2 separate regions of the Homo sapiens genome follow, and region 2 is linked to region 1. Evidence: chromatin loops called from intact Hi-C (ENCODE). Cell type or tissue: MCF 10A. All regions are shown on one strand. Links, peaks and the distances in the headings refer to the core of each region. The heading gives the core; the rest is flanking DNA.

The links. A loop is a pair of places that touch in the nucleus more often than their neighbours do. Peaks named below come from ENCODE experiments on the same cell type or tissue, not always from the same donor. Only the 100,000 strongest peaks of a DNase experiment are listed, where the experiment ranks them.
Region 2: a loop joins it to region 1, with 29 times the contacts of the local background. A loop is called at or near these places in 29 of 110 quality-filtered maps.

The regions. Positions count from the first base shown.
Region 1 is chrX:148,131,980-148,140,325 of GRCh38, forward strand. No RefSeq gene overlaps it. Among named protein-coding and RNA genes, the nearest start is that of FMR1NB, 150 kb to the left of the region's middle. In MCF 10A, for the core only: no CTCF peak of the experiment used is centred there; a DNase peak (open chromatin) is centred at 3,972.
Region 2 is chrX:149,282,094-149,290,439 of GRCh38, forward strand. No RefSeq gene overlaps it. Among named protein-coding and RNA genes, the nearest start is that of IDS, 220 kb to the right of the region's middle. In MCF 10A, for the core only: a CTCF peak has its summit at 4,923 (motif pointing left); a DNase peak (open chromatin) is centred at 4,938.

The DNA of each region.
Region 1 (8,346 bases), core at 146-8,145:
AAGGGGGTGAGAGATAAAAGACTACACATAGTGTTCAGTGTATACTGCTCGGGTGTTGGGTGTACCAACATCTCACAAATCACCACTAAAGAACTTACACATGTAACCAAACACCATCTGTTTCCCAATAACCTACGGAAATAAAAAAAAAGTGAGTTAACATACATGAAGTCCTTAGAGAAACACCTGGTATGTAGAGAATATTCATGAGCAGTAGATATTATTATTACCACTTACTGTTCAAGGTTCTGTATCATTTTAGTTGAAGAATATGCTGAGATTTCTAAGCAATTTTAAAAATATATCATTTACAGACATTTGTGTATATGAATCATAATTTTTCTGATACTAGGCAAGCAAAGGAAGTCCAGAAATAAATTAGACATCGAGACAAATGTCAGTGCAATTGATAACCATTATACCAAATTTCAAAATTTCATGTATATCCAGACAGTTTCATTCTTCTCATTAACCGACTTGATAATATGTAAATATTAGGTTGGTGCAAGAGTAAGTGCGCTTTTTGCCATTACTTTTAATCCCACTACTTTGAACATACTTCATATATTTTCCATCATTTTTCTTACCATTTTGTAAACAAATTCTTCCCCCATTCCTTTTAATTGCAAAAAACACACTGACTTTTGTACCAACTTAAATAGTTATATATTTGAAATTAAACAACAAAACTCTTCTGATATAATCTGTTCTATATATTAAGGTTCCATGTAAGATTGATTTTAAAAGTCCGTCCCACTGATTAAAAAAAAAAACTAAAAAGGTTTAAAGTTCATTGATCTAAAGAAAATAGTGTTTCTTTTACTGTAATAATAATGATGATAATATAATTTTTATGAAGTACTCTCTTACCTATGATCTCATTTGTTACAACAACCCAGCAAAACAGCCAGGGTCGGAATTATCATTCATATTTTACTGATGAGAGAATGAAGCCTCGAAGAGGTAAAAGTGACTTACTCGAGTGACAAGGCTATTGTGACCCAAAGCCAGAAAGGATTCCAATCCAATTCTTTATTCCTCATTCAGTTTTTTTACTTGACCTGCCTCGCAGCCGACAGGGCTAAATGTTCCTGTTCCAAAGCTGAGGGCCTTTTCTCCTGGGTGCTCCTGATGCAATGATTTATAGCAGAAGTGCGGGGTCATGCCTTTCTGGCTCCTTACAGGAGGGAGGTTTTCCGTGCACCTTGGCTTCTGATCGCACTGTGTAGTGAATTTGGAGGTGTCAAGGTGGACTCACACGGTAATGTGAGCCTAAGATGAGAAGTTAATTAGGTCTTTTGATATCTAATGAGGTTTCAAATCATTTATCACCAGTAGAGAGCACTATAAGATTAGAATTAATAGCAGGACTTGCATGAAGAAAATAATGTTTGTATCATGAATGTATTACAAAGGCGGAGTTAAAATGATTGATTTTAAGCAAGCATGATCTGCCCTTGTAATAGTAGATCATTTCCATCAGTTGAATCTTTACAAAGCAGTCACTCAAAACTTGCATTTAAATGTAATAGCAATATTAAAAGAAGTAGGCGTTGCTTGCTTGTTGAAGTTACATTGAAGAGGTTCAATTCTGAATCATAACCCAGGCATATGTGCCTTCTACTTGAATATCTTGCTTCCAAACCACTGTTGCAGTGTTTATAACACAGAGTTCCTTCTTTCTTCCTGACTCCTGTGTTGCATATGGGACTCCACACATACAGAATAGGTTCAAAGATATCAAGATACCATGGGGCTTCATGCTGACCCCCTTTATTTTTCTTACTTGGGATTTGTGGCTGTTGGGCTTTCTTAAACCTTTTTTTTCTGGTTGTAGATATAAAATCAAGCTTCATTTCATAAGTAGCCTTCAGTGTATTCATATTATTTAGAGACATGCAGTAAATACAAATCTGCCCACAGTCTACAGACTGAAATATTGGCATTTAGTTCCATCCTAATTACAGTATTTTACTAGTCTAACACTGACATGCATCACACAATGACTTTCATGCTGTGGAAAGCTTTGAAATGGATCTGCCTTAAAGATAGCTGCACTTACACTTCATATGTTTTTCATCATTTTTCTTACCATTTTGCCAGTTCCCCAAACTAGCTGTATTTAAACAAATTCTTCCCCCACAGCCATTTTGTTCTCTGATTTCACCCTGCCGTGAAGTCTCAATGCAAAATCGGCAATAGCATGATTGATCATTTAGCTGACAGCATAGTCATGAACACGAGGTAGAAACTTCACATCCAGTAAGAGGAGAAGCTGGAATGCAGAGGTATTAAAATACAAATATCTCCCATGAAAACAGAGGAAACATGAGAGGTTTAATGTTTGAATAAATCTCCTCTATTCCCCAAACCCTAGCCATTGATAAATGTGCTCCCTCTTCAATCTTGTTTCAGTATTCAAGTTTTCTCATAAGTAGTGTATTTATTGAAAAAAGCCCTCTCCCTTTACTCTGTCCTCATCACAACAGTAAAAGAACCCGCCCCCCGACCCGCCAACCTTGCAAAAAGAGCCTGTGAGAATGCTTTCCTCTAAGGACTCAGTTACTTGCTTGCCTAAATGAAGAAGAGACATGTCTGTAGTAATACTTGCATGTTGGACGAGCCCCATTCAGAAGAAAATCACAATGAGGTTTCTGTTTATACAGGTGCCATTAGGTGTACTTACTGTCACAGTTGTAAGTTAGGTAGCTAACCAAGTGCACTGCACATGGAGTTAAAAAATTCAAATTTAAAAAATGCAAATAAGCTAACTGCTGGCATGAGGATTGGGTCTCCCAAACATAGGTTCTATCATTGTAGTTCCCCAAGGGGGCTCTACATACACTTACAGCAGTATACTGGGCCACTATCCTGGCTATTGAATACCAAGTCCATTTTATATATCATTGACAAAGATTTGTATGGCCTCAAAGAGGACTTTCAATTGGGGGCTATTGCTTTTATTTTTGCCTTTTGTGTAGAATTGGCATTTTAGGGCTGCTGGCAAAATTAATTTACTGACAGTGACAGCATCTGTGAAATACATTTACCTAGAAAATGTAAATATGAATATACATATATCAGAAGAATGTATTATAAAAAGTTTCACATTACTTGCGTTAAATATTCAATGATATAATAGTTATGAACCCATTTGATCTAGAGTCTCACCACAGTAGGGTAGTATTTTTAATAATAATTTTTTGAATCTTATACATTTTAAATTTATTATTTGGGGCTTTAATTTTGTATATACATAAGTGTCTCTTAAGTGAAGGAATTTAGCACAGGTTAACTGATAAACTGAAATGACAGATATGTACTAGGCACTCCCACTCAGCTTGTGTGAAAAAAGAGGGCAAGGAAGTCCAAAAAATACCTCAAGTTTTCTGCAAATTACATAAGCCTTGCTCTTTCCAACCTTTTATAATTCACCTTTCCTCTTGTTCAGTCATTCAACAATTACTTATTACTTTTACTTTATATTTGAAGTATTATCTTATTTTCATAGTTGAGCTTATAAATGATACATAGAAAGCATGAGCAGAGAAACTTATCAGAAGCTTCCATCACTGAGCAGAAACTCTCAGATTTGGGATGTGATCCACTTGTTTCTTTTATGTAATTTTTGCTCTCTTTGCAGCCCAGCTGTTCTCCCAAGAACTTGTTGTTGTTTTTCTCAGTATTTCCTTATTTCAGATTCCAGTGATACATATGTGTGAGACTTTAAAAAATTCTTCTTGTGCCATGTCCTCTTAACATATAGCTAAAACTCCTGGGCATCAGAAACAGTAGGCAAAACTTGAGTCAAATCAATTTTTTTTTTTCCTGTCTGAGAGATCTGTATTTCACAACAATAGTAAAGTAGATGGTTTGGAAGCAGAACATGACATACAGTCCTCCAAACATCATCCAACCTTCTCTATGCAGTACATAGCATGAAACTTGGCATAACACACCTTGGACCAGGTCCAGTGGCATTCAATCACTGGCAATGCTGGAAACGCTTTGATGAATCATGGACTCACTATTACCAAACAATTTCATGGCCCTTCCCTAAGGATGGTGTAATAGTGGGACTTCAGTGTATTATATAAAAAGAAAAAAAATACATATAGGAATATATGGAATAGTCTTGTTTATCTCTAACCCCTCCACACACACACACACACACACACACACACACACACACACACACAAATATGATGAAAACACACTCTCTTTAGTCCTTCCCATTTGTCCATTTGCAGACTAGTATTTCTGTTTTCTTCAGTGACTATGTGACTCTTAATGCCCAGTCAAAATCAATTTCAGGAAAAAATTCATTACATTTTGCCATCACTGGCAATGCTACATAATAGGTACTCAGTAAGTATGCATTTGAGTAGTGAATGACTGCATCTGTCAAGATGAAAATAAGGTTTTCCAAATTAGAATCATTTTGTTGGTCTTTCAGCTTTGGTACCTGTAAGTTATTTTTGTTCTTTGAAAATTTGATTGTAAACAATATTGTTGCCATTTCCAATTTAAAAATCTTTGACTCTTATATTAATTGAGAAAATGTATATATGAAGTGTCTTGCACGGTTCTTGATACGTGGTAGGGCAGGCAGTGTTAGAATGAAAATTTGTTGAAAATAGTGTGATAGGTTCAATTGCATTAAATAAAATGAAAACATTAAAAGATTACTGATTAGAGCACCTGTAAGCTGTAATGCAAACAAAGGAATTGTAGGGATACAGATTAGCCTTATACCATATAGAATAAAAAGCGAAGGGGAAGAAAATCCAAGAAGAAAGAAGAGAGGGAAGAAGACTGGTTAAACCTCCTATTTATTAAAATTCAATATTATTTTGGAAAAAAAGAAATGTTGGACTTTATAATTCTTGTTATTTAATATTTTAAAAACTGTGATAAAATACACATAACATAAAATTTACCATTTTATTCATTAAAAAGTGTACAATGTAGTAGCATTTAGTACACTCATAATATTGTGCAATGGTCACCACTGTCTAGTTCCAGAACATGTTTATTACCCCAAAAGGAAACCCCATGCCCATGAAGCAATCACTCCCCATTTTACCCTTCACCCAGTCCCTGGAAACCACTAATTTGCTTTCTGTCCTTATGGATTATCCTGTTGTGGATATTTGATATAAAGGAAATCATATAATATGTGGCTTTTTGTGACTGACTTCTTTAACTTAGCTTAAAGTTTTTGAGGGTCACCCATGTTGTAGCATACTCATCACTTCATTCCTTTATAGGGATGAATGATATGCCATTGTAAAAATAGATGACATTTTGTTTATCCATTTATCACTTGATGGACACTCGGGTTGTTTCCACCTTTTGGCTATTGTGAAAAGTGCTGCTATGAGCATTTGTGTATAAGTTTTAGTTTGAACACCCATTTTATATTCTTTTGAGTAATATACATAAGGAGTGGAGTTGCTGGGTGTGATGGTTAATTTTATGTGTCAACTTGACTAGGCAAAGGGATGCCCAGATAGCTCCCTTACTAATATACAGGATCACATGATAATTAGATGTTTGGCTTACGGGGGAACTACCCTAGTGTTTTCCACAGTGGCTGCACCATTTTACATTTCCACCAGCAGTGTAGGTATGTTCCAATTTCTCCACATCCTCATCAACAATTATTATTTCTCATTTTTCTTGTAGTCACCCTAGTGGGTGTAATTTTCTTACTCTAAATTTCCTCCCATATTCCACATTGGAAGTATGCAATATTGTACAGGGCAAAGATGAAGTACCATATACTATTAGTGCTGGCTGAGGGCCAAATAGTGGAGGAAGTGCTGTTTGACTTTCATGCCTCTACATTCCCATTCTGTATCCTTCTTTTATCCACCTTTGGTGGTGCCTCTTCTGTTTTCAGGTCCTTAGTGTCTGCCTTGGTCAAGGTATGACTTATTCACTTTAAGAGACCTGTATAACATCTCACTCATGTTGGGAGTATTTATATTTTAACAGACAAACTAAACTTCTGAAATTGCCAGCAATTAGCAGGCATCTATTTTAGGAGGCACAGGGTAGACAGTAGGCTTGCTATGAGTCTCTATTATAGATAATGGATGTGAGCTCACAGTCTGCTGACTGATGCCGAGTGTGAATGATGTTCACATAATAAAGCACATGAAAAGGAGTCAATTGGTCAACTCTCAGGAGGGTAGTCAGTCATTCATTTGATAAGAATTGGTCAAATGCTTATTTTGTGCTAGGTACTGGGAGTGGCATTGTGGGTTGAATCTGTACTGCATCCTGATTTCAAGGAGCTTATGTTAGAGTTGTGTTTACAAGCAGTAGGGCTGATGTTACAGGGACCCACATTATCCTCTGATAAGGCTACCTTGTGACTACTGGACAACATGTATGCAGTAGCTGACCAGGTATACAAATATAGTCTGTGCTCCTGAAAACAGCAAAATGAACTTAGGAATACTCAAAATGCTCCTGTGACTCATACGCTAAAGTTTTAGGCCCCTATTGCCCATATCTTAGACCTGAACTGTCCAATACAGTAGTCGTATGTGACCTTCAACACCTAAAATGTGTAGTGCAACTGAGGAACTTATTAAAATGAATTTTGATTGATTTATATTTTAAAACTGGTACTTGATTCAGTTATTGGAAAACTTTCACATGCTTGGAACAGCTTGGGCATATGAATCTACTTTGTCAACTATAAATGTTATTAGCTCTAAATAGAGATCAAATATTTCCAATGAACATTTAGCATCCAAATTGGGGTGTGCTAGAAATGCACACCACGTTTTACAAAAACAGACATATAGACCAATAGAACAGAATAGAGAAGTCAGAAATAAGATCAAACACCTACAACCATCTGATCTTTGACAAGCCTGACAAAAACAAGCAATAGGGAAAGGATTCCCTATGTAATTAATGTTGCTGGGATAACTGGCTAGCTATATGCAGAACATTGAAATTAAACCCCTTCCTTACAACTTACACAAAAATTAACTCAAGTTAGATTAAAGGCTTAAATGTAAAACCCAAAACTATAAAAAAAAAAAAAACCCTAGGAGAAAATCAAGGCAATACCATTCAGAACACAGGCACGGGCAAATATGTCATGACAAAAACACCTAAAGCAATTGCAACACAAGCAAAAATTGACAAATGGGATGAAATTAAACTAAAGAGCTCTTGCACAGCAAAAGAAACTATCATCAGAGTAAACAGACAACCTACAGAATGGGAGAAAATGTTTGCAATCTATCCACCTGACAAAGGTCTAATATCCAGGGTCTAAAAGGAGCTTAAACAAATTTACAAGAAAAAAACAACCCAATTAAAAAGTGGGCAAAGGACATGAACAGACACTTCTCAAAAGAAGACACATATGTGGCCAACAAACATGAAAAAAAGCTCAACATCAGTGATCATCAGAGAAATGCAAATTAAAACCACAATGAGATACCATCTCACAACAGTCAGAATGGTGATTATTAAAAAGTCAAGAAGTGTCTGTTCATATCCTTTGCCCACTTTTTGATGGGGTTGTTTGTTTTTTTTCTTGTAAATTTCTTTAAGTTCCTTGTAGATTCTGGACATTAGTCCTTTGTCAGATGGATAGATTGCAAAAATTTTCTCCCATTCCATAGGTTGCCTGTTCACTCGGATGATAGTTTCTTTTGCTGTGCAGAAGCCCCTTAGTTTAATTAGATCCCATTTGTCAATTTTGGCTTTTGTTACCATTGCTTTTGGTGTTTTACTCATGAAGTCTTTGCACATGCGTATGTCCTGAATGGTATTACCTAGGTTTTCTTCTAGGATTTTTATGGTTTTAGGTCTTAATGTTTAAGTCTTTAATCTATCTTGAGTTAATTTTTGTATAAGGTGTAAAGAAGGGGTCCAGTTTCAGTTTTCTGCATATGGCTAGCTAGTTTTCCCAACTATAGGGAATCCTTTCCCCATTTCTTGTTTTTGCCAGGTTTGTCAAAGATCAGATGGTTGTAGATGTGTGGCATTATTTCTGAGGCCACTGTTCTGTTCCATTGGTCTAGATCTCTGTTTTGGTACCAGTACCATGCTGTTTCAGTTACTATAGCCTTGTAGTATAGTTTAAAGTCAGGTAGCGTGATGCCTCCAGCTTTGTTCTTTTGGCTTAGGATTGTCTTGGCTACATGGGCTCTTTTTTGGTTCCATATGAAATTTAAAGTAGTTTTTTCTAGTTCTGTGAAGAAAGTCAGTGGTAGCTTAATGGGGATAGCATTGAATCTATAAATTACTTTGGGCAGTTTGGCCATTTTCACCATGTTGATTCTTTCTATCCATGAGTATGGAATGTTTTTC
Region 2 (8,346 bases), core at 175-8,174, 1.2 Mb after region 1:
TCTTCTGTCTCCTAAATCTCTTAAGATTTCCTCTTATTTGTTTAAGTCTAACCCAGAAGACTTACATGGCAGGTAATTCTGGGAAATGTATTCCCTTGTTTCTCCAAAGGGGTGGGGATAATACCAAGTTGACAACAGAAAATCTAGCACCCTTTTTAAGGTTTTGGCATCAGTGATTTCTTGGTGCTCTAAATAGTTCTTATGATTATTCCATGGGTGCTTAAAAAGAATATGTATTCTCTGATTTAAGAATATGTAATTGATTTAACTATTGATTAGATATTAATAAAATAGATTTTTAAATTACCTTATTAATTTGGTTAAGTCCTCCATGACTACTTATTTTTTGACTATTTGTTATGGAAAGGTGTAGCTAAATAAATATAGAACTACTCTATATGTGTTTCTAGTTCTCTATGTATTCTCTACATTTTGCTTTATAATTGTTTTCTTTCTTAGAGACAGGGGTCTTGCTGTGTTGCCCAGGCCAGAGTGCAGTGGCATGATCATAACTCACTGTAGCCTTAAACTCCTGGGCTCAAGCAATCCTCCTGCCTCAGCTTCTCAAGTAGATGGGACTACAGAAGTGCATCACCACACCCTGCTAATTTTTTTCTTATTTTTATTTTTAGTGATGGAGTCATGCTATGATGCTCAGAGTGGTCTTGAGCTCCTGGCCTCAAGCAATCCTCCCACCTCAGCCCCCTGAGTAGCTGGGATTATAGGTGAGAGGCACCATGCCTGGATTTGCTTTATAAATTTTGATATGTTACTTGGTGCATAGATATTCATTGCTGTTAGACCTTCATTATGTGTTGTACCCTGCCCTTCTTTGGTTCACTTTTCCTTGAATTCAGTCTTGTCTGATATTAATTTTCAGCTGTCTGCTTTCTTCTTATTTCCATTTTTCTAATATGCTTTTGCCTACTCATTTGCTTTCAATTTTTTCTGAGTCATTTCATTCTAGATGAGTATATTACAGTCAGTACTTAATTGGGTTTTTCTTTGTCACTGAATATGAGTGTCTCTTTTCCTGTGTATTGATAGGGTAGATATGTGTAGTATGAGTGTTACAATTTTTTAAAAAACTTTGATTTCTCTCCTTTGTTTTATTTGGGGTCTCCGGTTATTTTTTAAGGTGTATAGTGTCATTTTATTTTTAATGTTTGCCTCTGTAAAAATAATTTTATAGGCTGTACTTAATCTTCTATTTATTTAGCTAGTTTATATTGACTCTTCAATAACAGTAGTAAATGTCCCTACTTCTAACTCCCCTTGCCCTCCACCTTTTAATTTTGTGGGGTATACTACTGGCCTTAGTTTTTCTAGTGGTTAATTTTATACATTTAAATAGGTTTATACCTTTTAAACTTCAATGGCCACCTTTAAAAATATTTTGACCCCACCCACTATAAAAAATAAACATGCCATCTTACACGCACAATCTCACTTTCTCTCCCCTTACATTCCCTAATTTTTACTGGGTATTTTAATATTTCTTCATCATCGTGGTTGATTACATTTACATGTATATTGCAGTGGTAGTTCCCATAATTGTTATAACCTTTAACCATAGTTCTACATTTATTTTTGCCACCGTTTTTCCCATTCACCTTTTGGTTCAACTTTATCTTCTAGTAGTGTCTTCAAAAAAGTGTTCTTGGAAACTACAGCCCATGAAACATTATTGCATATTTGAAAATATTTATCTGTCACCATTACACCTGAATGACAATTTAGCTAGCTCAAATTTACTGGCTCACATCATCTTTTTTTTGGTAATTTTTTAAGTACTTCTCTACTGTCATGTAATGTTGTATGTAGGATAGCCTAAAGCCAACTTGTGTTTTTTTATTTTGCTGTTATAGTAGTTTGATCATTTTTGCCTAGATGCCCCATAGGATTATTTTTCTTTGTCTTTATTTCAGGAAACCTTACTAGACTATGGTTCAGTGCTGACTAGACATTTTTTTCCTTAAGAAACACCATGCCCTTTAGATCCTTAGATTCAAATCTTTTTTAATATCAGTAAAGTTTTTAAATTTACATATTTGGATATTTTATACTTCTCTAGTTTTTTCTTCTTAAAGAAGAAAACATTAATTCTGTCTTTGCCTGTCTTCCATATCTACAATTTTCTTCTAATCACTTTTTATAATTTCCATTTCATTTTGCTCAATTGCCTCAAAGCTGCTATCTATTTTTCTGTTGTCAACAATCTGTACTCTTACATCAGCTACTATGATAATATTGTGTCACCATTTACTACTATTTACAAGCTAACCATAATTTCTCTGATGATTTTAGTTTTCTCTTCTACTTTGTGTCCTAGATACAGGCAGCTCAATTTTAATTTTTGTTGCTTTTCTTGATTCCTTATACCTCTGCATTAAGCTCTTAATTCACAAATTACTTCCATTGTTAAGTTATTGAGTTCTTAAACAAATATTTGGTCATGATTTTCATCTACTCCACATCAAAATGTTCATACTGTGTAGGCTGTTTGCCTTTTTTGTCCTGCTATTTTCCACCATTTTGTGACATTTTTGTATGGATCTCCTTGTTCCTTTTTTATTATTAGTCATCCTTGAGTGAGCAGAAATCTTCCTAGAGCAGGTATTTGAAAGAAGTAGTGTGGAAGAGGGGCTGGGGCTGTGTTCTGCGTTAGTAGAAAATCCCCTAATTCTTAGAAAAATCCTTTATGATTCATGGTCTTGTGGGAGAAGGTTGTGAAGCGGGTTTTGTGAATGTGCTTCATGTGCAATAGAGAGTGACTGAGAGGTGGTTTAACCTTTCTTCTTAGCTCACAAAGAATGGCTGCTACAGAGCTGCTTAACACCCACAGTTTTTCTTCTACATGCTGCACATTTACAAAGATGGAGTATCCGTGAGTTTTCTCACTCATTCCTACCTCCCCTGCCATTTTAAAGTATCCAAGGAAGTTGGGGAGATTCCCTCAGCTAAACAGCCACCCAGATCTTATTGTTCCAAACAAAAAATTATTAGATTTGCCCTCTGAGCAGGTCACCTACTTTGGAGAATTTTGTGCTCTGCCAGCTCTCCTCAAGATTTGGAAAAGCAGTTATTTTCTATTGGAGCCCCCATCACTCCAGTCCAAAGTTCACTGCATGTGACATCCCATCTTATTTGTCTGGTTCCTGATTATAGGAGTTTCCCAGTTTCAACAAAAATACTGTCTTTGTTTTTGTTTCTCATTCATTTTTCCCCAATTTTGTTTCAAAGCGAAAAGTAAAAACATTCTTACTCTAACATCTTAAAATTAATGTCTGGGAGGAACCTAAACTGCTTATTAATATATGCCATGCTATATGTGATATGGCAGAGACTGCTACCTGTCCACCAGAATCTATTTATTTTTCTTGGATGCACAATAAGACTACATTTCCTAGTCTCCCTTGCAATTACATGTGACCATGTCATTAAGATTTAGTGGATGAAATTTAAGCAGAAGCAAGGTGTGTAAATTCTAGGGCTGGCCCATTACAAACTTTAACATGGGCACCTGTGTGTTTTTCCTTTTCTGCTTAATTGGGTTGGAGATAATCACAGTGATGCTGAAAGCCATGTGCTAAAGAAGGCAGAGCCTCCTTCTGCTTGGGCTCCTGAATGACTGTGTGGAACAGAGGCCCTTGCCACTCTTGGGCCATTCTGGATTATTACATGCACAAAGAGTAAAGTTCTTTTCTGTTAAGCCATTAGATGTATGGGTTTATTTGCTGTTACAGCCTAGTCGAACCCAAATGATGTAGTGAGGGAGGCAGGACAAGGAAGAAACCTATTCAGTATGGAGTTATCCTTAGGGACAAGTTACAAAAATTATAAGGATCAGACACCACTGCTGGTTGATCCATTATAGACCAGAATAAGCAGGTGGTATGATTCCAGAAGGAGATGCCATGGTTGTGTGAGAGAGAGATTAACCATTCCTATAAACAGAAGGGTCAAAGAAAGTAGCCAGTCACCAGAATGCTTATATTAAGGAGGATTGTGACTACCTGTATATAAAGTATAGGAAGAAAATGGGGCAGGGCAATTAAGATGAATTGCAGACACAACTATTTGTGCATATTAATTTGAATTTAAATTTAAACTTAATTTAAGGATAATTTAAAGGAAAATCTTCCCTTACCTATTTCATGCTGAAGGGGTCTTTCAAGTTGTCAAACTCTCTCTATATAAATAAGACTGCATAATCCAGACCCTCCGGAATCCAGAGATGAATTGCATGTGGTAGCTGATGTGTGGGAAGCCCACAGAGCAGCACTTCTGGTCATTGCCATCCAGCTAGCTGGTGCTCTCAGAAGAATGAGATGAAGAGGCATGACTTTCAAGCTTCCTCTGCCATACAAGGTGAGTTTGGGTTCCAGGCTTCTTCCTAGCCCCTGTTTCTGCTTCCTCTGATTTAATACCCAGTCACTGAGTACCTACTAAACACTCGGCATTAAACTGAAAAGAACAGGGAAGTCAAAAACCTTTTACCAATGCCTGATGGGATAAAGACATGACCCATCCCTCAAAGAGCTTGTGGTCTTCCCATGGCAATGCCCTTCCTCCCTAGGCCAGATGGACTGTGAAGAACAGCAGTCTCAAGTGGATTTATTGGGAAGCTCATGAAGACTCAGCTCAATGGGCCATGTTTGCAGGGGCCCCTTACAAGGCTCTGCACTTGATTTTGTAATTTTGAATTATTTTTCTCAAAAAGGCCTCCCAAATTATGTAAGCTTCAGGCCTTTAAAACTTGGATCTGTTCCCTTGAAGCCACATAATCTGATCAGAAATAATTTTCAGGGCTCATTGGGTGCTGGAGAATTCATGGTTAGATATTTAAATAAAAATGCAGAGAATCTATAGGACTTTCCAACTGAGACCAAGGCTTTTTTTTTCTGGTAGCTTGACTGCCAGGAAACAGAAAGCGGGGCATCTCCACCTGCTGGCAGAAGACCAAAACTACACCATATTGCATTGACCGCAGACATCAGGCTTTGTTTCCTTTTAAGTGAATAGGTGAAATCAATCAAGCAAACTGGAATTAGGAAACAGAAGGACCACTCACAACCGTACCTCCACAGCAAAGCTAACACTTTCATTTTGAATAACCCCTTTCCAGCCCCTGTTTACATCAGTCACATTTTTGCATGGACATAATAGTGTTTCAGGCAGTCCTGCTCTACAGAAGGCATTTGTTTCGCTGACCATAAGCATCTTATGTGCTTCTACATTGTCTTTATAGCCAGCTGTCTGAAGTTCTACATCATCCGTCAGTGATGGGTCCTGAGTAAACTCAGCAGTCTCCTCTAAGTAACTTGTATATATCCCTTTTATAAAGAATGCTGCAGTGGCCACCCTTAAGTATAGAACTTTGTCTTTCCCAGGCATTACTTACAGGAAACTGGGGACCAAATGCCACTCCATAGCATAGCTTAGGAGAAGTGAGATTCCAAAGGACAGAGTGGGCTGGCACATATGTAGTAGAAGACTAGACAAATGAGAGTGAATGAGCGAGTCTGTTGTGAGTGGATGACACGCAATGCAACCCCAAGGGCCGGCTCCAATTTGCACAGTCCCTAAAACATCCCAGGGATCCAGTCTTATCGCAGTCTCATCAACATTGACAATAATCATTTAGAGAATTTTCACCATGAGACTTTTGACACTCTGCTCTGGGATTTTGGAGTTCCAACTGCTTTAACAATTTATACAGTCACTCAAATGTAGAATCCAGTGAATTATTAATGACAATTTTGCTCCGCATATTGAAAGGGCATTCTATATTAATCAATTATAAATCATGATAAATTGCTTTCTAAAAATTATACACTTGAAACCCAGAAATGTTCAAGCCCCTCACCAGTTTACATACATCCTTAACCGTGTCTTGTTAACTGGGTGACCAGGAAACAGAGAAAGGAGGATGTACTTAATGAATAACTGGCCAGAAGTCGGAAGACCTAGATTTTCTTCCTATCCCTTCCATAGATTTGCTCTGTGACCCTAGACAATTCATATGCCCCCTCTGTTACCATACTTTTAAGCTGAAGGGGTTATAGTGCATACTTTCTGAGGTCCTTCTAACACTGGAGATCTATGAGTTCATAAGATCACATAGAGTCTTGGACTTTTCAGAGATCACTAGGCATAAGAAAGCCCTCGAGGACATCCTCTTCCTAGATCAACCACTCCAAGCTAAGACCTTAATGGGTCTACACTGTCATCCATTTATATAGGAGAGAGGATGGTACAAGCTAAGTGAAAGTCTGTTGTCAACTCAGGAACTAGGGTACAGTTCCAGCAATCAATCTCCATGGAGGGTTAGCAGAGGTCTGGCCTAGCCAATTAGGGTTTGGCACTGCCATATGCTACTAGAAAACACATGCTTTCATGCCAGGCAACAGGGTGGGAAGTGCAATGCCATTAAGGACCATACCTTAGCCTACTTAAACTAGCCTGGGATTGAGTTACTGAGCTCAAAATACAATTCAGCACACTTTCCTGCCCACTGCAAGTCAGGCCAGCCCCTGGAGAACTCCAGGGACAAGGCAAGTCTGGAGTTTGTCCCCAAGGAACTCCCAGTCTAGTGGAGGAGATGGGCCCATAGCAGAGTTACAAATGTCCAAAATAAGAGCACAAATTCCTGGGTTCTTAAAGAGAGTTCAAGCACACACACACACACAGAGAGAGAGAGAGAGAGAGAAATTAATTTAGATAAGGAAGGGAGGTAGGGAGAGATGGTGCCAGCAATGGCTTCCTGAGGAAATGTCACTTGTGATGGGTCTTTTAGGTGAGTTGGACATTGAGAGAAAGTAATCAAAAGGGCACAAGATAGGGTAGCTGTCAGGTAAACAAAACAAAACTGTATGCACAAAGGTCTAGAGGCAAGAAAGCATGGGTGTGCTTGCATAGCAATGAAGAATGTGGTTTGGCCAAAGCATAGGATTCACAGAAGGACCTCCCCAGGCCATCAGTAGTCTCTCCTTCGCAGGAGTCCACTGTGGCTGGACGAGGAACAGATCAAAACAGGTCTTGTTTGAGGCTTGGCCCAACAACAGGGCCAGCTGTTGACCAGGGCTTCCTTCACCCTTAGCTTTCTCTCCCCCTAGTGTAGTCAGAGACTCCAAAGGCAGTCCCAGAGTGTTGTGCCAAAACAAATGCACATCAGGCTATTGTCATCAGGAGCCCTTGTCTTGTTCTGTTTGTTTTAAGAAGACATAAGTGAAATAACCAGGTTTCCGAAGAGAGGGCAGAATTGGGTTTGTCCCCAGGGAAAATGAGGTTTCTCCACCATGGCTGTTCTCCCCATGCAGCAGTGGCCAGGGGTCCCCAGCAGCTCTTTGCTCAGTGCCCCTGCTGCTAGGCCTGATGCTTCCTATGTGGTCAGCTCAGATGTGCAACCCTTCTCCATTTTTATTATTTGAGCAATATAATCATTATTGCTTTTGTTACCCAAAATCTTATAATCACCCATTTAAGAGTAATGTAGGAATCATTTTTCTCTTTTATTTGATGAACTAATCTTTCTGGTTGGCTCTTGAGGTGGGAGGGGTGGGCAATGGGGACCAGCCTGCTTCATCTCACTCTTTCCTAGGCCTGCTCCTTAGGCACGTGCCCCACAAATCCCACCTCCGCAGCTTGGAAAAGGGGCCCACAGAGGATCTCAGGTATCTGAGGAAGGGCCAGAGGCTATTTGGCCTGACATCCTGGAACATCACCAGCCAGGAGCCATAACTCCTTTAGGCTAGCCTGCCTGCAACTGGATCAGGTATAGCAAAAACGATTGATCTCACCTTCTAATTTTCAATGAGTGGGAGTGGCTGCCTTGAGTGCTGTGTTGGGAAGGAGTCTGAGGCAGCATCTGGACCCTGTGTAAATATGCGTTTCCTGTTATTGATGAAGCTTTCAAGACAAGATTTTAGAAAGCTTTGGCTCAAGTTGTAGGTTGTGGGAGGAAGGAATTAGTAAGAGCCATCATAAACTCAACATCTATTGTGTTCCAGGAGCTGTGACCACTCCCTTCTTTTTAGTCGGGAAGGTCAGGATCTCACTATGTCACCTAGGCTAGAGTGCAATGGTGTGATTATTGCTCATTGTAGTCTTGAATTTGAATTCCTGGGCTCAAGTAATCCTCCTGCCTCAGCCTTCTGAGTAGGTGGGACTACTGGTGTGTGCCACCACACTCGGCTTACTCCTCCCTTTGTATCCTGCTGCATCGTTAGTGCATGATACCCACCACCCCCTCAGAGGCCCAGCCTAGTGCTGTCTCTCAGAAAAACACCCTTTGAGTCAACAGAGACAAACTTAGGGGGTGCCTGACTCCAAAGTCCAGGCCTT